Linked DNA regions of Mus musculus: regions 2 and 3 are each linked to region 1. A link is a loop called in an ENCODE intact Hi-C map of the cell type or tissue named here. Cell type or tissue: heart. All regions are shown on one strand.

The links. Peaks named below come from ENCODE experiments on the same cell type or tissue, not always from the same donor. Only the 100,000 strongest peaks of a DNase experiment are listed, where the experiment ranks them.
Region 2: a loop joins it to region 1, with 2.5 times the contacts of the local background. A loop is called at or near these places in 2 of 42 quality-filtered maps.
Region 3: it touches region 1 in a loop (2.7-fold over the local background); 3 of 42 quality-filtered maps call a loop at or near these places.

What each region holds. Positions count from the first base shown.
Region 1 is chrX:133,600,479-133,608,478 of GRCm38, reverse strand. All of the region lies in intron 4 of Pcdh19 (protocadherin 19), which reads left to right. Among named protein-coding and RNA genes, the nearest start is that of Gm26851, 83 kb to the left of the region's middle. In heart, no CTCF peak of the experiment used is centred here; a DNase peak (open chromatin) is centred at 4,008.
Region 2 is chrX:133,653,624-133,661,623 of GRCm38, reverse strand. All of the region lies in intron 2 of Pcdh19 (protocadherin 19), which reads left to right. Among named protein-coding and RNA genes, the nearest start is that of Gm26851, 30 kb to the left of the region's middle. In heart, a CTCF peak has its summit at 3,465 (motif pointing right); no DNase peak of the experiment used is centred here.
Region 3 is chrX:133,687,421-133,695,420 of GRCm38, reverse strand. It overlaps Pcdh19 (protocadherin 19), which reads left to right and starts at 6,428. Exons shown (of 5, transcript NM_001105246.1): 1 at 6,428-8,000. Gm26851 (predicted gene, 26851) reads right to left here and starts at 7,641. Exons shown (of 4, transcript NR_153117.1): 1 at 7,585-7,641. In heart, a CTCF peak has its summit at 3,101 (motif pointing right); DNase peaks (open chromatin) are centred at 2,200, 3,110, 6,430, 7,500 and 3 weaker places; H3K4me3 peaks cover 4,529 bases; H3K27ac peaks cover 682 bases; H3K27me3 peaks cover 1,845 bases.

The DNA of each region.
Region 1 (8,000 bases):
CCCCAAGGGGCATGTTTGATAGGACAAGGTGTATCTACAGCTTTAGCATTTGTATAGTTCCTGGCTTTTCACTTTCTTATATTTTATGTTGATTTGGCCTGCTGTGTTATCTGTGTCTCTGGCAATCTGATTTTCCACAGTATGCCAGTTGAATCACAGCTTGTATCTTCTTGCTTTCCTACTCTAGCTTTGCTGGTTTCTTGCTCCCTTTGCTATATACCTACCCTGACTCCTGCCAAATGTCTGATAAAATCAGTCTTAAGTTCCTGTTTCTCCTTGTTTCCTCTGATTTGGACTCGTTTTTGGTTAGGCCTTCTTTCTTTCTTTCTTTCTTTCTTTCTTTCTTTCTTTCTTTCTTTCTTTCTTTCTTTCTTTCTTTCTTTCTTTCTGGCTTATTAGAGTACAGGTTTCCTGAGGAACAGTCATTCTAGATTTGCTTTGGTTGATAAAGGTTCTTGTTCTATAGCTCAGGATGGTTTTGTATCAGCCTACTTTAAGCAATGAATACAGGCATGGGCTGCCATGCTGGGCTTTATTTGTGTGTGATAGTGTATATATTGTTAACTATAAAATGACTATTTCTCAATGATAGTGTAAAATTACTTTTTCACATTGTTAATATATACAACGGTCATCTTGAATTTGTAAATCGTCATTATTGCATTCTTTCTCCTTCTATTTGTGGGTATTTTTTTTTTGATTTTTAATTGCTTGTTTTTAATTTTTTTGTTTTGCTTTGCTTTTTTGCTGCTATTGTAGTTGTGGAGATGGTGGTAAAGTCCTGTTCAAGCACATAGATTGAAATGCAGGATCTGCACTAAGTCCCTATATGATCTCCAGCACCTACTTTTCTCTCTTTGAGCCCACCCCCATTCTTTATGTATATTACAGGGTCCAGACTGCAGTGATTTAAAGGGGCTCACTGTTGCTAAAGTTCTATTTAGCATATAGTAGTTTATCTAGCACTAAAACATTATTGGAGGACTCTAAGGCTGAGCTTTTGTCTGTTTCTAAAGAAGACGATGTGTCAGGAAGTCTGACTCTTAGTTCTGAGGCTTTAGTATATAAAAATCCTTCCATTATATTGTGAGGTACATGGCGTAAAAATTGGTCAGTTTAAGTTGTGTTAAACATTGCGAGATTCTTGCTCCTCTTTGGCTTTTGTTTGCATGCGTTTAGTTGTCAAATGTGTGTATTTTTGTGTAAGTGGTCCTCTTTCTTCTATACATTCCAATTCATGTTCTCATCTTCCTTCACCATTTCTGAATAGTTCGCAATTTTCAACTTAATTAGGTCTTTCCCCTAAGTGAAGAGCGCAGCTGTTTCCCCTCTGATGCTTTGGCAGCTGCCTTTGCCTTTTTCAAAATGGAATGATTAGCTCTTGCCTTTGATTTCTTAACTGGCCATTGGTTCAGGACTCCTAGCCCATTTCCTGGATGTTAGACCTATCAAAATTCCATGGCCAGAGTTGCTCCAATTTACCTTGGGGGCCTTGCAGTCTTCTGGGCACTTAATGCATATGGTATCTGGGCTTTATCAATCTTTCAGAACTGCGTTTATGTTACTGTTCCTAGTGATTATATTGTTTAGCCTTTTGAGAAAATGATCTATGTGGAGAACTTAGCCTAGTGGAGAAATAGAGGGTAAAACATCATAAATATATTTTGTCCTTGAATTAAGGTGGCCTCATTTGTCATAGGCTCTCTACTTTGATTTTAAAGGGCACTCTTGCCTATCCATCTTTTTGTTTTAGTTATATGTGTCACTATTTAAGAAAGTGATTGCATTGGTGGCGCACGCCTTTAATCCTAGCACTTGGGAGGCAGTGGCAGGCAGATTTCTGAGTTTGAGGCCAGCCTGGTCTACAAAGTGAGTTCCAGGGCAGCCAGGGCTACACAGAGAAACCCTGTCTCAAAAAACAAAAAAACAAAACAAAAACAAAAACAAAAACAAAAAGGATAGTGATTGCTGTTTTTCGATAGGTGTTTTGACTTTAGCTATCTTACTGGCCTTTAATTTATGATTTCACTTTCATTATTGGGATTTCCGTTTATCATGCCTTTCTCTTGCATTCAGAATTATAACGCCAACTTTCCTGTTCCTTCCCACCTCCCTTCTCACAGTATGTTCTGGGCTAATCAACAGGAAATCTTGCTGTATTTCCAACTTAGTACTGCCTTTCCAAGCGCTTGTGCTGCAGCCTCTTTTGTTTGCCTGTCCCAAGTGCCTCATTCAATTTAATTCTGCATACTTAGTATATTAGGCATTTTGTCCATATTTCCTGTCTGAAGTGTAGTTTTTGAATTTGAACACATTCTTCGTGTATGTGTTTCCCTCCCTTAAATGATGAGATCTGTAACAAAGATATTAGCTCTGTGCTCAGGAAGAAAAGAAAGCACAAGTGAAAGAGCATCGCTCGTGGTCTCTGGGGGATGCAAGGCCCAGCGTTTGAAACAGTTGTGTGCACAGTGTAACTGTATCTGTCTGCCTGCATTATGACTCCATTTGGCAGCTCAAGCATCAAATACTGTTTGTGCTGCTTAAGTTTTCATAGTTCCTCCTACCACTAGCCCTTCTACTCAGAGCCCACCCTGTGTTCATCTCCTTTACTTGCTTCTTTCCTATTAGCCACATAAAAACTTATTGTTTAATGCTCTGTTTCCAGGGACTTGTTAAACAAACTGCTTTCGCCTTTCCAAGTAGCACTTGCATCGTAATGTGAATACAACCCAAACAAATAACCTGGGAGGCATTTGGGTCATCAGTGGAGCCTAATGTGATGCTGTCTTTAGACGTGGTCTTTCTTAGCACACTTTTCTTTGTATTCCGCCAGTACTTGGGTACACAGTAAAGGATGGGACCAGCATGGGCTCCGTTGCTGCCAAAGAGGTCGAGCTTTCCCTATATAGTTACTCTTCTTCTTCTTTTTTTTTTTCTTTTAATTATTCTGCCCACCCCAAAAGCTCAGTCTTATTAGTCTTTTATTCCAGATTGGAAAAAAATAATGCCAAGAACCCATAGTTATTTTAAGTGACTTTCAGGAGAGTTCCATGAAGTTTCGGAGCTTGGATTGAGAGGCTTGCTCCCAAGTGCACGTTCTTAGACTCCTTTGCTAGACTGCCCTTAGGAGGAAACATCTGACCCTTTGTTCAAGTCACTTTGACTGAGAAAAGCTTCCTTCTGATGTTCTATGGAGGTGTAAACTTCCTTTAGGTGTGAAGCAGGTTAAATCATGAGCGGCTCCAGTAAATATGGTTCGTGGTTCTTGCTCTCTTGAGAGAAACTTGCCTTTGGACAAAGGGTTGGAGCAGAAATGTTTGCTTTTATTTTTTTTTCCTAAGCAGTTTGTAATCTTCAGTACTTTCTGTGGCTTCAGGCTCTCAGTAGACATACTGTCAAGCTATGATCAAACTTACCCCTTCTCTTTTCTTTACCTTAGGGATGGATGGGGCTGGGGAAGGGTGCTCCTTGACATTGGTGAGCGAGAATATGACAGATTTCAGGTAGGGGTTCTATGAAGGGGAGAACAGGCTCATCTATACTCTCATGTGTCAGGTTGGCAAGAAAGCCTGCTTTGGTAAAGCCATTTACTCTGCCATTTTAAAGATAATGATAAAATGAACTCTATCATTAGTGGGTGGTCGTGTTTTCTGGTACGACTGCTGTTCCATCTGGAGGAAGTTATCACTGACTGCTGCTTATTTAGTAGCAGATAGAAAGCTTCACACCTTTGGGCTGCTGCAATCATGATAATGAACATTCTGTTCAGAAGGGGAGCATTCAGGCTCTTTCCCAGTAGCCCTTATCATGACACTGGGAATTTAATACATTCATTTATTCTTCTTTCAAGAAATAGGATTAAATCCCAAATGGAGCAGGGAGCAGTCTTATCCTTCTTTGCATGATTTTCGAGGGCTGTGCAGTTCCAGCTGTGTAAACATGATTGCAGAACTTAGGTATTGTCTAGTGGGGGAGGACTGCAATTTGGGTGAGGCACGCCATGGCTGGGATGGAGCCAGACATTCTTCCACCCACTTTAGTCCACACCCTGCGGGGTCGGCTTGCTCAGCTCCTAGAGTCAGAAGTGAAGATGGAGCAGCTGGAGTTAATTATACTGTTTTATAGCTTCATATCAGTAGGGGATGAGGACTAGGCAAGGGTTAGAAAAATTTTAAATCATATCCTTATGATGCTGCACTTACAACAGTAGGAAACAAAGAAATGGCAGACATTGGACAAATTAAGAAAATGTAAAATATTAAATGCCACAAGAAAATCTAAAAATGACTGTTGAAACGGCAGCTGAATTTACACTCCATTTGTTCTCTATGGTGACTGGAATGAAGGCTGGATAATATTTAATTGATAGGAGAAATGTACTGTTGTACCCAGTATCTGGAGTCAGCTATGTTGTTTAAATTATGATTCAATATATAATCTTACAGACATCTAATATCTGGGCATTATTGTTGTGAAATAAATGTGATTTCTTCAAAATAAATGCAAATATTATAGGGCATGCAATCCTTAATCCAGGCCTCTCTCCACAATTGCTTAGGAAGTTGGCTCTGCTCACTTCAGTAGTCTAAGTTCTAGTAACTGGAGGGACACATAGGCATACGTATTCCTGAACTTTCTGAGGATGTGATAGCTTTAATGACTTCAATTTTCCATCTTATTCTTGGGGGAAGGCAATCGCCAGGTAAAGCAATGATAGCTGGCTTCCTAATGGGTGTAGATTTTAAGACACATTTGTGATCTGGGAAGAAGGAAAACATTACTCTTTTTAGTACACTCATGTAGCATGAGCCAGTTGGTGATCTTCATTCTTGATACAACTGGTTTTTGAAGGATTTCCTTATGATTTGATCTGAGCCTGCTCCATGAGAAGAAACGAATGGCTGGTGTTACAAACTTGGTCAAGAGCCCATGAAGGAGGAGATCACGGGCCCAGGGTTGGTGGTGCTACATACTACTGATGCTTTGCTAAATGGACAAATTCTCATTGAGGTATTTCTATTTATACCCATAGATTACTGATCCTCTCTTAGTCAGAGAAGCTTCTTTTTGTAGTGGGTGATAGCTAAGACAGAGACTTATTGCTGGTCAAAATCCTGAGAATAAGTCATGTGGAACATTCATCTCTAAACAGGATATCTGTACCACCCCTCCAAACCCCAGGGAATATCAACAAAAAGGGAGAGAAGAGATTATAAAAGGCATAGGGTGAGGAGCATGCTCTCTTGTGACATGATCAGGCTATTACAGTTATGAACAGCCAATAACTGTGACTACATGCACAAGACCTTCACATACCAAAAATGTAAGAAGGCAAGGAGAAGGTGGTTGGGAAGATAAGAGTCAGCCGATGTGGGAAGGGTGAATAAGACAGTAATGTGGATGGATGTGACCACAATTCATTGTATGCACATATGTGCTTGTCTTCTATTTAGATAAAAGTGTGATAATTTTCCTGAGCCATTCACTTTAAATCACTATCTCTCAAAATATTTACAGGATTGGAAGCTGTGAATTGAGGGAAAAAAAGGCTGAGTTGATAGAGCACCAAGTTTGAGTCATTCTACAAGTATTACAAAGTAGAAAAGTGAAGAAAGTTTAGTAAATTACTGTTGAAGATAAATATTGGAATTTTGGGGAAATCAGAGAATCAACACACACACACACACACACACACACACACACACACTTTTGTTAATAGCTGTGGGATCCCAGAGAGATGGGAACATGTCTGCAGAGTACCCAGCAGGAAATGTATGGATGCCTCCATCTTCCATCATATTCAACTGGCATGGGGGAAGTCTTGTCAATATTAGCCATGTGTTGCCTCTGAAACTTCAAACTGGGACACCTATTAACAGTGTGCTGCATGTTGTAATTGTAGCATCTGCAGAGCATCCCATAACATTTAGCTGGTGGATGCCTGTCTGAATCATTAATTGTGAGCATTATGGGTGCCGTAACAGCATTGGAATTCCTGCAACTAAAAGGGAAACACATTTGGCTTGTACTTCATCCACAATCACTTACACTTAAGCTATTGATAGTTGATTGGGATCTGTAGCATGCTGGGTTTGTGCCATGGACCTCTAAACATATTTGATGGGTGGAACAGACAGGGAGGCTGTGGGTTTTGGCAAGCTGTGGCTCCCATTAGTCAGGCTGACTGTGTCTGACACTAAAGATTCCAATTCACTGAGATGAAACTTACTTCTCTAGGCTTTGGCTGATGGCCCAATGATCTTAACGTGAAGGGCAAGAGAGAGCCAGTGTTACATTAAGTTGCAAGTCTCCAATGAGCAAATAGTTGAGTCGTTTACTGAATAGTCTGTTTTTTCCCCCTTTTGGAAAAATATAAAATTTATAGCACCTTTTTAGAAATTGAAGACTCTTCTTAGATTTAAAATTTTTGTTGTATAGCAAATGCTAACCATTCATTTTCCTTATAGGGAAATGTGAACTTTTTCAAAAGGTATGTAGACTATGTAATTTAATAGTTAATATTCCTGTCCTTAAAGTTTTCATCTTGTACATGTTGCTGCTAACATATCCTACTAAAGGCATTCCAGACACAGCTGTTTCTAATAATAGGAGGGGCCCCATAGAAATGTCAGGCATACTCTGAGGGGGCTTCAGTGGAAAGAGGAAATGTGTTCAGAAAATGGACGGTTTCCATTATCTGTGGCTTTCCTGGCAGACACTCACCCATTGCTATTGTCTATCATTGCATCCCTGTAGCTAACCAGGGTATGAGGTTTTTAGTAGAAAGTCTTGCTATGATGAAGAAAAGCCACAAAGCTGGAGGAAAAGAGAGCCTGGAAGATGAGTGGATATTTTGGTCACAGCAGAAAGGAGCTGAATAGAGCTAAGGAAGACGAGATGAGGACAAGCAATGGGAATTAATCCATGAAAGTACTTAATATTTAGAGGTTGGATGAAGAGGTTCATTGAGCAGCAGAATCTCCTTTCATGCAATGTCTATGAATATGATAAGGTTTTGTAAAGGCAGTTCAGTCTTAAATACACTAGAGGAGCTGGCAGTGTATGGTTCACAGGGTTGTTCTGTCTACTGCATAATCAGTCTACTATTCCACAGCCCTGAATAATCTGTGGAATGTGGTCAAAAGAAAGTAAACAGTACAGATGGGTGATTTCCTCTCATGCAAGTTCTAGAGCTTTCTTAAACAAAGGGGAGATGTGAGCATCCTTTTTAATGTCTACTGTTAGTTTTTGTTTTGTCTTGATAAGAGTCTCACCGTGTAGCCTAGATAGCTTTAAACTTGTCAGCCTCCAGCATCCTCTTACTCTGGCGATATCATTCATTATAGGTATGCACTACCACAGCCAGTCACATTTAGTTTCTCTGGAATAGAGGCTGGCCTTGAAATCCTGACCCTCCTGCCGATACCTCTCAAATCCTTGATGATAGATGTATACCAGCACAACAAGTCCCATCTACTTTCTGTGCAGTCTGCTTGATAGCTCTCTTTAAATTTTTATTGCTTCATCAAAGCTCCTGGGAAACCACTGAGGCATTTAGATGCTGTGATTATTTTTAATTTTAAATATTAGTCAGTGTTAACGTTTTTTTTTTTTCTGGATCTCCTTTGTCTAGTTGGGTGGTACAGAAGGAAGGCCAGCTCTGTCTTCATTCCTCTTGTAAACAGACATGCCCAGGAGAGGTTGTTTTTAATTGTCATGCAGACCAGAAAACAATCTTTATTTCAGTCTGTTGAACAACAGCACAAAAATACTTCACAAGCACTGGGTTCACTGGTGTCTTTTTAAACAGCCATTACATAAGAAATTAGCTTCATTCCACAATGTTTGTCTATTTTTGTCTTGGTAAAATGATTACTCATTTGTTCAACTACCATAGATCTCCTATATCAGAATGGACAATAGCATGTTAAAAACGCAAACTTTTCAGTTTGTATAAGCTCTGTTCAAAACTTTGTGCTCTGAAGAGTACAAAAATTCCC
Region 2 (8,000 bases), 53 kb before region 1:
TAGGAAGCTCTGGAGATGGCAATTTCATGGACCACTGGCTTGGGGTTGTGACCTGCACTTTAATAAATACTGCCTCCAAACCTTTCTTCTCCTGTGACCTGCTGCTTCTGCAGACCTAGGTTCTGTTTCAGGGCCAGTGGTTTTTCTTCTTGCTTTCATGCAAGTGACTTACAAATGAATATTAAATAGCTAGTTCATGGAAAAAAAAACCAAACCAAAAACCAAAAAACCAAAGAAAAACAACAACAACAAAAAACTTTTTAGCTTCTGTTCCCAGACACATCTTTCTTCATCCTAGGAATGAGCTCCTACTAGAAATATATTTTATATCATGTTCTTAGTTTCAGGATAAAATATGGCAGTGGCCAAGAACACGGACTCAAATTCCAGTAAGGCCATTTGGGGACCAATTTATGCTTTAGGGAAAGGCCAGGAGGCTTGGTGAAGGGAGAAGAGGAAAATCTTGACTGTTTCCTATAATGTCTACATTAGATACATGTGTGAATCCTGAAGTAAAAACATTCTTACTGTAAGTGGATCATTGCCAATGAAATAACAGGCAGCTGAATAATAATTTGTCAGTATTGTTCACTAGTTATAACACATGCACAATACTGATGGAAGGTGTTAGTAACACTAGGCACTACATACAAAGAGACTCTGTATTTTCTTAATTTTTTGATAAATCTAAATGTGTTTGAAGGGCAAAAAGGAAGGTTTTTAATGTATCAGAGATACTAAAGTATTTTAAGGCAAAATATATATTTTGATTTGTTTTAAAATATTCTAGGCCAAAAGAGAATTAAGGAGGCTATAGATTTGAAAATGATTCATAAAACATTAATTATCTAAAATGGGTAGTGGTCAAATTGAGTTTTAGGTTAGCTTGCTTTAGTATTTTTTAAAGGAAATATAAACAATCAAAATTGTTTCTAAAAATACCTTAAAAGTTAGATAGCTTGGTGCAACCATTTTTTAATCAGGTTCTTCCTAGTCCTAATACACCAATTTTCTCTTTTAGATAGCTAGATATTTTCCTGCTCAGACCCAGCTGCTGAGTACCACCAACTACTTTCTGTTCATTTAAGTACAGGCACCCTTTCCCCTCTTGTCTAGCTTACAGAGTTGTAATCCATGCACGTATGATTAAAAAGCCATCCAAATGCAGCTCCCGGTTTCTTTTGCATTTGTACTGGCTTTGTTCACTAGGTACGTTGTTGCTTTGCTGTAAACCACAGGCCCAGAGTAAACCTCAGCTGTGCTGTAGCTATTTTCGACGACAACTTTCTAGTTGCTTGTGTGTAATTGCCCATATTACATCATCCTAACTATTGTGAAATGTACAAAATGCAAAGCTTATCTAATGATTCACACCAGGTGGATAGCTCCTTTTGCAAGTCCTTTTATAATCAGTTCCTTACAATAAACAGATCACTCCACTTGATTCTTGTTTTCTTGTTCAGGACAAAGGTAATTTAGTGATTGATAATGATGTACCAAGAGAGAAGTGGATCGTATACATTGTGTGCTGTAACACTGACAGTCTACCTAAAATGTTCCATAGGCTATGTTTTCTCTTAGTGAAAGCAAAGAGCCAAGGGGGAGAAAAACTCCTTTTAGAGTAAATCAAGTTAACACAAACCCAAATGAAGTTTAATATTGCTGTCTCGAATACTGGAGGGGGAAAAAAATCTATTTTTAGGGACTAGAAGAATTTTAGTCTTCCTGGTGTTTCAGAGTTTGTCCTTTTTTTTTTGTCTTTTATGATGGTAGGTGCATGCCATACAAAAGATTTTTAAATGTATTCATTGCTGCAGTGTGGTAGCCCATTTTAAAGAAAGTCAGGCATATACAGCTTAGACCTTTTAGTTCTGTCTTATGGTCGTTAAGCATTTGCAGGCTGAGTAATATCACATGTTTACTCGCCTAGAAGATGAATTTTAAAATAGTAATATTTATCTTTGGCCTTGAGCTTTTAGAAATTGCACACAGAGCCCAGTGTGGGCAGTTGTCTTAGAGATAAGAATTCAAATCAGGAAAGGAGGAGAAGATTCCTTAAAACCTAAAGATCAGATATAGATAGATTATATAATGCTGAACCTTCTTATTGCTGCAAAATAGTCTTTATAAATACTGTATGTACTCATTAGACCAAATGAGAGTACCCAGAGCTCAATATTAATTGGTTCAGTATCAGCTGATAGCCAGTTTGCAGGTTACAGTGGAATTGTTATCAATATAATGTTTTTATCAATTTCTTGGTTTGTGAAATTAAATAAACATAGCATAAACACTCGCAGTGATAAGTTGTTGCAGAGAAAAGTGCTTTGATTTGGAATTTGGAAACAAAATTAGAGGTGATTGAAGCAGAAAGCAGGCTGTGGCATAAGATTTCTGCTAGCATGTCTTAGAACGACTAAGAATATATGGGTCTTTGAGAGGAAGAACACCCAGAAAGCAGAAACTTTGGGGGAAATGTTTCACAAAGCTTTCTTAAAGGTTGAATCAATCCCAGTGGATCTTTTATGTTGATTGGGTTATTTTTGCTTTGCATGGGTATACTCAGATTCTAATCCTATGCTTCTCTTTGTCATTGTTCCTTCTATTCTCTTAGAATCTAGATACTGGTTAAACAGTGGTAAGCAAAACTGATATGGCTCTGACTTCCTGGAATAGGCCCCTGAAACATCACCAATAAAAACATCTCAGAATCCTGAGAGAAAAAGTATAAATTCTTATGAATGGGAAAAAGTCTAGGGAATTAAGGAAGTAATATCTGATCTCGCCACAGAAAGCTGTGGTGGAATAGTGTTGTGGTTGCTGAGGTGTGGATTTGGAATGAAATCTTTAACTCAATCTCAGGAAGCTATTCTCTCCTCCTGTAAGATGATCTCAATCTGAGTGCGGATATCTTGAATCTAACACATTGGCTATGAAAGTGGAAAGGAGCTGAGGCAGGAAGGTTGTGGTGCTAATGCCAGAGTCTACCATGAATTCTGCAAAAAGCAAATTTATTCCTGAAAAGCAGCCATGCAAAGAAATCTATTTCAAGACAAGGAAGCAGCCTGCAGACAGCTTCAGATGGCTGATCTGTAGCTACAAGCCTTCCACTCTCTGCTCAGTTGTCTTTGCTTTGGACACTTCACCTCACCCCAACATGTTTGTGGGTGCTGTATGGATGGACCTCCATGGAAAGGTATTTGTGATGCATGCAAGGCTTAGCAAGGCACATTTGTGATGTGGAATCAGAAAGGGGTAAGGAAGTGTTTATGATTCTCTATTTTCCTTGGCTAGACTTCAACAAACTAGTTTTCAATCCACCCCCTTCCATCCAGACACACCAGCATCAACAGCATACTCTGGAGAAGAAAGGTGTCTTTGCTTCCCTAGTTCTTGTTTCCAGGCTCTTTTTTTTCCTCCCTTAACTTTTTTTTTTCCCTGTGAAATTCTGCCTGAAAGTCAGCAGAGGGCGCACAGATGCACAAAAACCCAGCCTCTATTCCGCTGGCCACAGTGATTTTATCATCTTTATCTCATCTTTACATTCCGCAGAGACAGGAATGCATAAGAGACAGGAATGCATATCCACTGCCCACCCTCGCTTTCTCTTTGTAATATTTTCATCAAGGAAAAGTAGTTTCCACTTGTTTTGTAAGGGTGGGTAAAGGTTACTGTATAGATAATCAGAAAAAAATATCTCTTCCTGAGATCTGTGATGAACTCTGTGTATGTGCTTCCCCCCGCCCCACACACACAGGGAGGGGCGGGGAAAGAGAGAGAGAGAGAGAGAGAGAGAGAGAGAGAGAGAGAGAGAGAGAGCGAGCAATATCTTGGGAGTTGCTAGTACCATACGTGACTGGTTTGGAAAGGACTTTTTTTTTTTTTTGCCAGTAGCAAAGCAGACAGTCTGGGTTCCTCTTTGCTTTCCCCCGGCTGTTGTCCTGCTAGCAGCTGCCCTGCTTCCTGACATATCCTAATAATGAGGATGATGTGGCCAGGGGGAGATTCAGTTTCTTCCCAGTATGACTTCCTCATTGAATCTGCCCCTTGCTGTAGTCCACAGAGGATTGTCTCCTCTTAACAGTGTGCCCTCTTCACTCTGCCCAAGGTCAGAGTATCCAGCTGTGGTCTGTCTGTACCCAACATCCCTGGCCACTAGTACAATCTGCATACATCTTTGCTAAGTCTATGGATGATATGTGAGAAGCAGAGGAAAGCTAGTTTAAGCCTGTACAAGGATGTCTTGGCATAGCAGTACTGATGAAAGCAGAGACTTGTGTCAATGACATAATCAGAGAAGACACCCAGAGCCCAGCTTCAGAGAGCAGGGAGGAATGAAGCTCAGTGCACTGTTCTGACAAAAGCCCCCACACTTCAAATCTGTCTGCCCCAAGTGCCAATCTCCTTCTGATGTCTTAACCTGACTTTTGTTCGAGTTTGCTCAAATGGTTCTGGTGCCACAAAGAATTGCCTAGCTGCCTGGTTGCTATACTGTCTAGCACATTAATACAAATGCAGGGTGCTTAATAACTAGTTGTTTCATAATGATAGTTATATATGATGAAGAGGTAAGTGTGTGTGTGTGTATCAAGGATAGTTGTGGCTTCTCCTAAATAATGGTCATGTCATCTAAAGCCATTTTTTTTCATGTAAATTTTCTTACTGTGACCAAGCTTGGAAAAGAGTCGTATTGAAGAGCAAGCTATATATATATATATAAAATCTGAATTATTTCCCACTATGCCTTTTGACTTTTCCCTTTGGGACTTTAAGGTATCTGTTCCTTTTTCTCAGAGATCTACTTGGGCAGACCACATGTTAAATTCTGCACCCAGCAGAAACACTATCACCGTGTGTGCCAGCAAAACGCTAATGCTGTAAACACAACGGGCATTTACCAAGTAACTGTTTGTGATGGAGTAAGTGGTGCTGCTGGCTTGCTCACTTCTGGATGGCTTCTCCACGATGGGAGCAGCATTGGGAGTTGGGCCCAGTCTGCTCCTTGGTCTAAATGAACAACTTCAGAAAGTGTTTGTATAGTTAGGTCATTTCTCAAAAGTCTGCAGTCCTGTGCTGAATACTTATCCGGCTTGGTTTTCTGCTTTTGGAACAAAGGAAACTTCCACTGGCCAGTCTGCTTAATCAGCAAAGCTTTTTCCTTCTTCACTACTAGTCTGTATTGGGTTTGCTTCTACTCCAGTACATTGCATTTCCAATCACATCAAGCCCTATTAGGCTGTCTTCCATTCATAGTAGATTAGATTCCCTTACACCTCACTGCCTAGCAGGATTTTTCTCTCCATAATGTGTAGAGTATTAGGTTCCCTTACATGGCTTACTGCTTGTTAAGTTGTGTTTGGTGCCGCATAGTATCGGCTTCTTTATCTCATCAACAGTCGCCGGGTTGCTAATTACACACTTGCACATTCACTTCTCTTGCACATTCTCTGGTGTGCAGCTCTCCACACGCTCTGACCTCACACTTCAGTGCCTCGGGCAGTTCTGTCTGCTCCCAGATTCTGTTTACTTCAGCTGTGTGGAGTCATGCATCTGTGCGTGAATCATGCATCTGTGCACCAGGGTCCATGCTGAGTACTGCAGCATTTACAAAGGAATGCAGACTAAACTCCACGAGGAGTGCAATCTCCTGGAGTGGGTCCAGGGCAGAGCAGTGCATAAGATGAAGGACTCCTACATGAAGGGTAAGCGGGTAAGCGTTAGCCTTATTCCTTTGCTAGAACCCATTTGGTATTTGGCATAAAGCTCGTGAAAAGGCAGCTTGTTTATTATAATGACAACACTTTGTCTTGTAATGAAAAAAAAGTTAAGTGAAAAAAAAAAAACATATAGGAGAGTCCACTGAAGTTACTGACAGAGTTGCGATAAACCTCTTGGGTCTTTTAAAATACTCTCCTAACAGTCTTACTTTCTCAAGGACTTTATACCCCTTAAGGACTCTAGAAGAGAGTTATCTGGCAGAGAGAAATAATTCATGTATGCGCTCTTCTCTAACATGCCTCTACATGGTTTGACATAAAATACTGTGCAGTTTTATTCATCTCTGGAAGTTAAGGATCCAAAACTAATACAAAGCAGAGTGAGTCATGGTTTCACACAGGCACCCCGAAGTGGAAGAAACATTAGCAGTTGTAATTTTAGCACTCAAGAGTCTCAACTTGGGGGTAAATTCACAATCTCACCTTTCAGAGTAGTGTGACGATTGTCTAATTCCTTCCTCATGTTGCTTCACATTCCTTGACCTCTGGGTCAGATCTTGTTCCAGGTGGTTTAGTGTAGCATTCCGGTAATTACCATAAATGAAACTTCCTTTTTTATGCATTTGCCATAGTCTAAAAAACACCCAAGTTTACTGGCAACAAAGGGACGTGTTTTGTGTCTCTTTCTGCCAACTCAACTGGAGTACTTCCTGAATGCCAAATTTCTAATTTCATGTGAACTGTACTCATAGCCTAGTCTGGAGCTTGAAATAACAAATAATCATTTATAAAGCAACATAGCAATAATTAAAATTATTTGACATAGGCATTAAATGAAAACAGATGCTGGTTGAATATTTGCTGCATTTATTTAAAAAATAATGATTTATTTATTTTTATTTTATGTGCATTGATGTTTTGCCTGCATGCATGTCTGAGTGAGGGTGTCAGATTTCCTGGATCTGGAGTTAGAGACAATTGTGAGCTGCCATGTGGATGGTAGCAATTTAACTTAGTTCCACTGGAAGAGCAGTCAGTGTTCTTAACATCTGAGCTACCTCTCCAGCATCTAATACACACACACACACACACATACACACACACACACACACACACACACACACACACACACACACACACATACACACACACATACACACACACACACACACACACACACACACACACACACACACACATACACATATGTATGTTGGTCTGGAGCTCTTATGTTGACCAGACTGGCCTCAAGCTCAGATATTTGCCTGCCTCTGTCTCTTGAGTGTTGAGATTTAAGGCACTCATGACCACCCAGTTTTTTTTTTTTCTGAAAGATTTAAAATGTTTTTCTTTATTCTTGAGAACTTTATACATATATACAATGGAATGGAATCATAGCTACTCCCTGCTTTTCTCCTATGATTCTTCTGTATTATCCCCAACAGGACTCTTCCCAAGTTCATCTCCTTTTCTTTTTTGATAACCCACTGAGTCCATTGAGTGCCACCCATATGCGTATTTGTGTGGGGCCATCCAGTCTAATATGGGCAACCTACCAGTGGCCACATCCTCAAAAGAGAATGATTCTTTTTCTCTTCCAGCATTTTAAAATTGCCAATAGCTCTTCATTAATGTGTGTGGCATGGGGAGTACCTCCTTCATCTATGTAAGAATTCTGGCTGGTCTGTTCATTGCTGTATATTCACAAGTATGATTGCTATAGAAGTTCAGAAGATAGTACCCCACAGCACTCCTCTCCAGGCTCCTGTGCCATCTTTAAAAATCCTTGGAAAGAAAGGCACCAGAAAATACCACAAAATAGAAAGCAATCGCCTTTTCAGTATAGGCAGCTTTTACATCTACTCTGATTGAGTCCCATGTCCAAAACACAGAGTATAAGATTCATATTTTCTAATCTAATTTGTTTAGCGTAAAGAGACTTTGCTAGGATGAAACATGACAGCAATATTCAGAACTCATTTTCCAAAGGTCTGCTACTATTTGGAGCATTTGGACCATATCACTGTTTCATTAGAATAACATGTTTATCTTCAAATGAAATGTCCTTTTATTTAACCATATTTATCACCAGCAAGATAGGGAGCTTTTCTTTTCTGATACTTGCTTTATTGTGTAGGCTTCACATGAACATCTCAACATAGACTTTATACTTTCCCTGAATCTCCATGAGCTCCTTTTGTACAATGCTGGATCGTCCTAACCTCTCAAATACTCCTGTCAAGACATGTACTCTCATAACTCAAAATGTTTCATGTTTAATTC
Region 3 (8,000 bases), 87 kb before region 1:
ACATTAGTAAACTACTAAGTTTCCTAGTTTAGTGGAAAAAAATCAGTTAATGGAGCAGCTGGAAGTCCTAAGGAACTACATAAAGCCACTTGTGAGGTCTAGGAGAAGCTTTGGAACAGTCCTGAGAAAATCTAGTGGCAACCCAGCTATCTAGAATCAAAAAGCATACAATACCCTTAGTGCCTTGCTGAGATCATCTTTTGCCCAAGATATGTAAAGAAGCTCAGGATGTTGGCTCATCAGTTTGACTTTCTTATTTTTCTTCTAAATTGTTTTGCTCTTCTCACTCATTTGAATGCAATGTAACCATGTGCTATGGTATATGATCCACATACTCTTTGGGCTCCTGCACCATATCTCGTCTTTAAAAGATTTGCTTTCTCCAGTCATGTTAGCATTTTTTAAAACTAACTATAAGAATGAACATATGTGTATATATGTTTTTTCAAATATCTATATCTACCTATATGTATGTATGTATGTGTGTGTGTGTGTGTGTATGTATGTATGTATGTATGTATGTATGTATGTATCTATCTATCTATCTATCTATCTCTGTCTGTCTATCTATCTATCTATCTATCTATCTATCTATCTATCTATCTATCTATCTACATTTGGAAAGCTAATCATCCGGGCACATTTTGTAGAGCTGATGTTTTGACTAGGCATCTTTCAGCACCTGAAACTATTCCTTTGTGTAGAATTTCTGCTCCAGTTCCTGCTTTACTTGAACCACCTTAGAAGAAGCAGAATTGGCTGAAAGGTAGAGAACTCTAGGTTGAGAATCCAAAGCTCTGTTCCCACAAGAAGCTCTAATCTAAGAGAGTTACATAAGTACCAAGTCCCTGGGATTCTCTAGGTTGTGGCATTATGGCTTGGTAGTAGTGATAATGAAAAATGATAAATAAAAATAAAAATAAAAATAAAAATGTGTTTGTCTTCAAAGAAAGCATCCTAGTTTTAATCTCTCCTTGTAAACATGGGTGTCCCCTTTTCAATTGTTTTTGTGAAGCTCTCTAATTTGGGGACCCCCCCATTTTCAAGGTGCCAAAAGCCTTTCTTCTGGAAAGCTGTGGAATGTCACTCTTATCCTCCTTCTTAGGGATGAGAGTGGCAACAGTGAGAAATCCAGGCAGGAATTGATCATAGTGCCTTTGAAGGGAAAGCAGTTTGTTTTCGAATGTGGTGGTGGTGGTGAGAATAACATTTGGCATGAGGTTGCACCTAGGAAACTGGCATTTGGGATCCACTTGGAGAGAATTCACATGAAAAGACAGAGGCTGTAATGCTGAGAGCCCAAATGGCGCTGTCAAAACTTCACAGGTGATCACTGCAGGGCAGTGCAGAAGGTGTTAGAGAACAGTGTCATTTATTGAAATGTATCTGCTGATTTAGCCTTTGCTAATTAAATGGTCCTCATGATGTGTGTTTATTTAGGGACAGTTATGAGTCTGGCAGCAGCAGGGGTTTGGTCATGTGGGAAACAGAATTCCTAAAGAGAGATGGCATAAGGTTTGGGGTCAGGGTTGGATTAACTTCTTCAGGGATGTTGGCCTTGTCAAAATTGGAAGACTTGGAGTGATTAATAGCCTTTTTCGTCTCCACCGTCCATGACCTTTTCTGTATTTCTTGGAAAAGGCAAACATTGGGACCACAGTGAGCAATTTTAGCACTTGAGAATATTTTCTGTATTTTGTTGATGTCCGATGTCCTGCAACTCCCACTGTCACTGTTTCCCTCTGTAACAAGGCAAGGGTGGGTGGGGCTTGGCAGGAAGAGAAAGGAAAAAGTAAAGCTGACCTCAACATCTTTCCTTGCCCCCGCCTCTCATCTTTAGTTTTCCTGGTGTTCCAAAAGAGTCAGAAACAGGTATCATAGTGGAAACCACACCTCATTCCTGCTCCACAGGCCCACATCCCTGGCTGTTCCTCTTGTTGCTTTTACCTCAACTGCCTGGGTCAGTGAGGGTGGAGGAGGGGAAGTCACTCCAAATGGGATCATTTGGGGTAGAAGGGATTCGAATTTCAGCAAACTGTCAACATAATAAACCCCACTTTAGTTCTTTCTCAAGGAATATTTATAGTGTATAGAAACTACATGCTGTTAATCAATTAGTGAACTGAAGTTTAATCTTCACAGGGACAAGGTCCATCTTTAGAAAACTCCGTACTCCCTAACACAATGCTGGGCACACAGCCAGCACTTGTTGATTTCACAAGGAAAGTGGTTGAGTTTTGTGTAATGAGGTCATCTTGGCAAATCATTGAGCTGCTCTGCAACTGTGCTTCCACATCTGCAAAGACTTTTTACCTCCCATAGTTACCGTAAAGCTGAAATGAGATGATGATTTTAATAAGGACACTTTCCTGCCTCTGTCTGCTAACCCCTCCCCTTTCCTTCTTTTATTCTGTGTATTCTAAACATTGCATCTCAAGCCAGGAGAGAAGATATGTAGTCAAGAAAAGTGAGATTGACTCTGGCTAGCTTTTAAATCAAGCCTTTCTTTCTAAGAGAATATTGCCAGGCCACTGGTCAAATTTTTGGTGAATGGGATGCTCATGAGATGCAGCAAAACTCAAGCTAGAAGAATCTGGTTTTCTGCAGCAAGGTCAGAGATGAAAAGAATAAATAGGTAGGGAGGTGGAGACCAAGGAAAACTGGAGTGGCTTGAATGTTATTCTTTTGGAAGGGGGGTGGGCTGAAACAAGTAACTTTGTAAACATATCTCAGAAACCTCCCTTACATGTTTCTAAGTCTACAGTCCCTCATACCCTGGTATCTTAGTCCCTACCATAAATTTAAACTTATCTGAGTCAAACCTTCCCTTCTGAGTCTTGGTGCTGCAAAGATTAGACTCGTGTATCAGCTTGATTTAAAGGCAAGAATTTCCCCATTTTTTTCAATTGACATTCTGGACTATTTTAGTGGCGTGCATAAAAATCAAAGGACAAAAAAAATCACATTTTTAAAAACAATTTTGATTCTGGCCTTTGTTGCCTAAGGAACTGACTTGGCCTAGAAAGCTGCAGCAGGCTGTACAGCTAGTACCCAGAGCCTCCTGTTTCCTGTTAGGTGGAAAAATACTAAAGATGGTCACTAGATGGCCCTCTTGTGTCTCTAAAGAGGCCGAGGAGGCGGGGCTCCCCTCAGGATTGAAGTAAACGGAAGCTAAAACGAACAGAACTTTCTTTTTGTTTTTTATTATCTACATGCAGACGCTTTTAGTCAGCTAGCTAATAAATTCCCGATAATGAAAGTGGTTTGGGGCCCTTCATTTAGTTAGTAGTATTGTTGGAATGCAATAATCTCTGGCACATATTAGGGAATAAAAGAAGTCAGAAAGGAAAGGGTGTTAGGATTATCTATAGACATAGACTGGGGGATGGAAGAACTATTGTGTGTGCAGGGGGTTGTAACTGTCACTGTGAGCTTGGGGGTGGGGGAGGCGATGGGAAAGAATGGAAGCAGATACATATGGCCCCCTGCCTCTCTCAGCATTTGGCCTTCTGTAAAAGCAGTTTGGTAACTGAAAATACTTTGGTGCTCTGCTTGGAATAAGAGGGGTGCCTGGAATGTGAGCAGTGAGCAAGAAGCCTGGGAAATGGTGCCATTGCGTTAGGGAAGCGGGTTGTCTTTGCAAAGGCAGAACATGTCTTTACAATGCGATTGCAATTACAAAGGTAATGCCATTCTACATGAATTGAATTCTCCTATTTATCTTTAAAAAGACAGCAGAATATAGACATTCTATTAGCACTCCCTAAGGTAAGAGAGGTCCGCAGTCTTCTTAGCTTGTTGTGTGCATCTTTTCAAATGCCACGGCAATGTTAATCATTTTACCTGAGTAATTCTTCCATTTCTCATTACCTGGGGGATTGGTAATGGCCGAGACTACTTCTCAGACTCTTTGCTCCCGCTCAATCAAGCCGTGGAGGCGCCAGTTTACTTTTATTGATCAGCGGGTTCCTGACAGCCTTCGCCACAAGGAAGCGGCATCATCCTTTTTTAACTTAAAGGGGAACAGATCGCCTTAAAGTTTACAGCTAAGAGCTTCTAAGCATAGCATGCAAACATTTTAGCATGCTGCTAATTGTTGTGTTTAAATAGTCCCAGCCATATTTTAGAAAGCTGCCAAACACGGAACTCACATCCCGTGATTAGATAGCAAAGCCATTTCAAATGCCTTTTTAGACCTTTTTAATTAGACCAAGCCGCGCTTCACCACCCCCCCTCGCTGACATCAAAGGTAAATAACTATGATAAATCAAATGGCAGCCTTCCTTTAGCAGCCCCCCCGCCCCCGTGAGGTGCGCCCGCGCTGCCTGCCATGTTCAGCTCTTTCACTACTTGCCCATTTCTCTAAGGGTGTCTGAGAAAAAAAAAAAACCTGAAAACAAAAACAAAACTGGGCGGGCCACAGGACCGACTCTCTGAAGCCACCCTTTCAGCAGTCTACCCACAGCTCTAAGTGATCAAAATAAAATGATTCTCACTGCAGATGCCATGTTTTTTCTCCCTGATGTTCTGGGCTGAATTGCATTTTAATGTGAAATAAACCCCTTGAGCCAGGCGGACCAGGCACTTTCTCCTTGGCCTTGGCTACACTTTCAGACGGTCCAGTCTCAACCTCACTAGCAAAATAATTCCTTTGTGTGTGTGTGTGTGTGTGTGTGTGTGTGTGTGTGTGTGTGTGTAGGCTCTCTTGGCACTCCCACCACCAAGGTAAAGGCTGCTAACCTAGCTCCTTTGGATGATATATTATTTTAAGCATCTGGGTCGCTCTTTGTAAGAAGATGGCAGTTTTGGGGGAAAAAACCCCATTATGTGTTCAAATGCGTTTTTCATTTTCGTATTTAATTTTTTTGAAGGGCAAAAACGAGTCTCATTTTGAGACTACGGGTTCAGGTCAAAGCCGCTGGGCTAATTATGAGTTTCTTCAACCAAGACTCCCAAATAACAGACACTAATAACTCAGAAAGGAGGTTTGCTCTATCCAAGAACTGTGAATTCAGAAGCTATTTCCCATCCTCAATCTGTAATTTAAAAGAAAAAAAACTGGAAAAAATGTTCATCGAGGGCGCATTTGATTCTTTCCGCTTGAGATCTTAATTAAGAGCCTAAGAGCCTTAGATCTGGGCGGGGAAGAGTCCACCTCTGTTTCTAGGGTGCCTTTGGTCCAAAAGGCAGAGTAAGCTTGATGTCAACCCTGGCCACGCCGGCCTCTGGCTTTCCAGCATTGGCAAAGGCTACAGCTGCCACCGCCACCCAAGGAGAAGTGGAAGCCCCCCTACCCTCCAGACAGAACCGGCCCCGGGGAACACTGAGCGCCCACCACACCATAGTGGGCTCACGGCGGCTAGGGACCTCGGCGCGCCCACTCCGAAGCTTCTGTCCGGGTCTGGGCTCTCTAGACGCGGCGCGGCGCGGCGCGGTGGCGTCCGCTCTGCTCCGCTGGCTTTTCTCAAACATAGTTTATTTATAGGAAGCTAAATTGTCCGATAGGGTTGGGTGAGGGGTGAGAAAATGTAGCCAGAACCCTTAGAGGCTAAGTCCTTAAGCCACCGATCCCTTTTGATTAACTAGAGACCTGAGTGAGCCAGAGTGGACCAGCAGCCCTGCAGCAGCAGCTGCTGCTTCTCTCTCTCTCTCTCTCTCTCTCTCTCTCTCTCTCTCTCTCTCTCTCTCTCTCTCTCTTCCTCTCTCTCTTTCTCTGTGTGTGTGCACGCGCGCGCGGGCGCGCTCGAGCTGGGGTGTTCCCAGGAGTGTATCATCTTCCCAATGAGGAAGGATAAGGATAATGGTTTGGGTGGGTGGCGGCCTTGGTCTTGGCAAAAGTGAAGATGCACTGGCCAAGAGCTTGATGAATGACCATAGCAGGGGCGCTTACTCCTCTTCCTTCCACTACCAGAGAATAAGAGAAAACAGATACAGAAATGCTGAAGAGTGAGACAAAGGAGAGATAAAGAGAGAGAGAATATTGCATTTAAAATATGAAGATACCTGAGAGAGATAAACAGCAAGAAAAGAAAAATCAAACCCTCATCTTTTTCTGTAATCTCTGCAGACAAGAGATGCAAAAAGGGCTCTGTTCCGAGGCTGACTGAGCTTCAGTGGCAGCACACCTCAAATCTGGCCCACTTCTCCTTTCCTACTTTGCTTGTCCCAGGCCAGTCAGGTACCCACCCTCCCCTTACCCCCACTCCTGCAGGGGCTCTGCAGTTCAGGGTACTCTACTCAGTTGGGCCAGTGTGTAAGTTTCCGCTTGGCCCCGCCTCCCCCGGCCTCTCTCCTCCCCACCCCCCCTCCCCGCCTCGCGCCTTGGTCCCGCCCCAAGACCGGAGCCGCTGGGCTGCGCGCTGATTGGCTAGTGCCTGGCGTAGCCGGGCTCGGCAGCTCGGGCTCTCTCCGGCTCTCTCCAGACTCTGTGGCCAGTAGTTTGCGGCATCGGGAGGAGGAGCAGCAACAGCAGCAGTAGCGGCAGCGGCTGGCTGAGAGGGGAGACGGGCGAGCGGGTGCAGACGGCAGCACCAGCTACCGCTCACCATGCCCGGCTTGCCCAGAGGGCACTGGCATTCACTTCCCTAGCCCCTCGCGGGCTGCGGCGCAGTGTCCTCCCTGGCTTTCCAGCTGAGCCGATTCATCTGAGACCCGAACCTCTCGCCCCAAACCCATTCCTTCCTGCTCTCCCCCTCTCTCTCATACTCCACATTCGCACTTCCCATCCACACATTCACTCTTCCTCTCTTTCGAACATCCACGAACAGACCTCCCCTGCGCGCGAGCGCCGGGGAGGGAGGAAGCCCTAAGCAGGGCTGATAGCGCTTCTCCTGGAGGATGGGATCCAGAAGCTCCCGCAAGTAAACTTTGGAGCCGACAGAAGCCCTCGACCCTGGCAGCTGCCCAGGCGGACCCCAACAACATGCGGCTGAACTAAGGAGGGCTTTCTTTGGCGGCGGCGGCGGCGGCGGCGGCGGCAGCGGCAGCGGCGGCAGCGGCGGCGGCAGCGGCGGCTGCTGCGGTCCTTGAAGCTACACCCCAGCCCAAACCCAGGAAGGCAAAGAAGCCCCGGGTACCCGCGACTGCAGCCCCGCCTCTTCTGGCCGGTACTGTAGTAGCTTCCTTTCTTCACCTTCCCATTCCCCGTGTCCCCTCCCCCTTCCCCGGGGCAATTGGAAAGAGCAGGACTTTGATTTTCTTGGACAAATTGCCATCTTCCCGTTTTTAGAAACTTAAGGCGGAGGCCTGGGCTGCGTTGGCAACTTTGATTTCCGAGATATAAACGCCCGCAGACCCGCAACTGCTCTGTGGGAGGAACCCTGCGCCCACCTCGGATCCTGGGCAGACGCACCCCCCACCCCACGCCCTCGGACACCAACCTCAGCGCCCGGGAGAGTGCTCTCGCATCTCTCCCCTCCCCCTTCCTCTGCCCGCCCCGGGACAGCCCTCCAGCTCTGCCAAATCCCTGGGAGCCCACGGATCTTGCCAGGAACTCAGACTTCTGCCTGCGATCCCCCCTTTCCCTCTAACAGGCCTTGAAGAGGCCAGAGGGCCCCCCCCCCCCGGATCCCGGAGGGTGCGTACCAGGCGGGAGCTCCCTCCGCAGTGAGCTGGGCGCGCTGGGGGGAGGTCCTTGCGCATGCCAGGTGCACAGACTGCGCGCTCGCCTGCCCCAGTGCCGGTGCGCTGCGGCGGGTCCGGCAGTGCCTGAGAGGCTGCGCCCCCACAGCCTTCCACGTCCGCGCCCCGAGTCCACTACCGACTCTGCTGCTTGTGGCCCTCTGGGGCGTGCGAGCGCCGCTCGAACCGCAGCCCTGCGCTGCTGCGGCCAGTCCCGCCTGGCTAACTTTGAAAGGGGAAAACTGAGTAGCCGGGCTGGAGGGAGGGGGCTCGGGGCTGCGCGGCGCTCCCTGGGCACCCCGGAGCCCCCGGCCCCCCAGACAGTCTCTGCTGAGACCACTGCAATCTCAGCATTGGAGCCTGCGCGGGTTCCTCCCGCG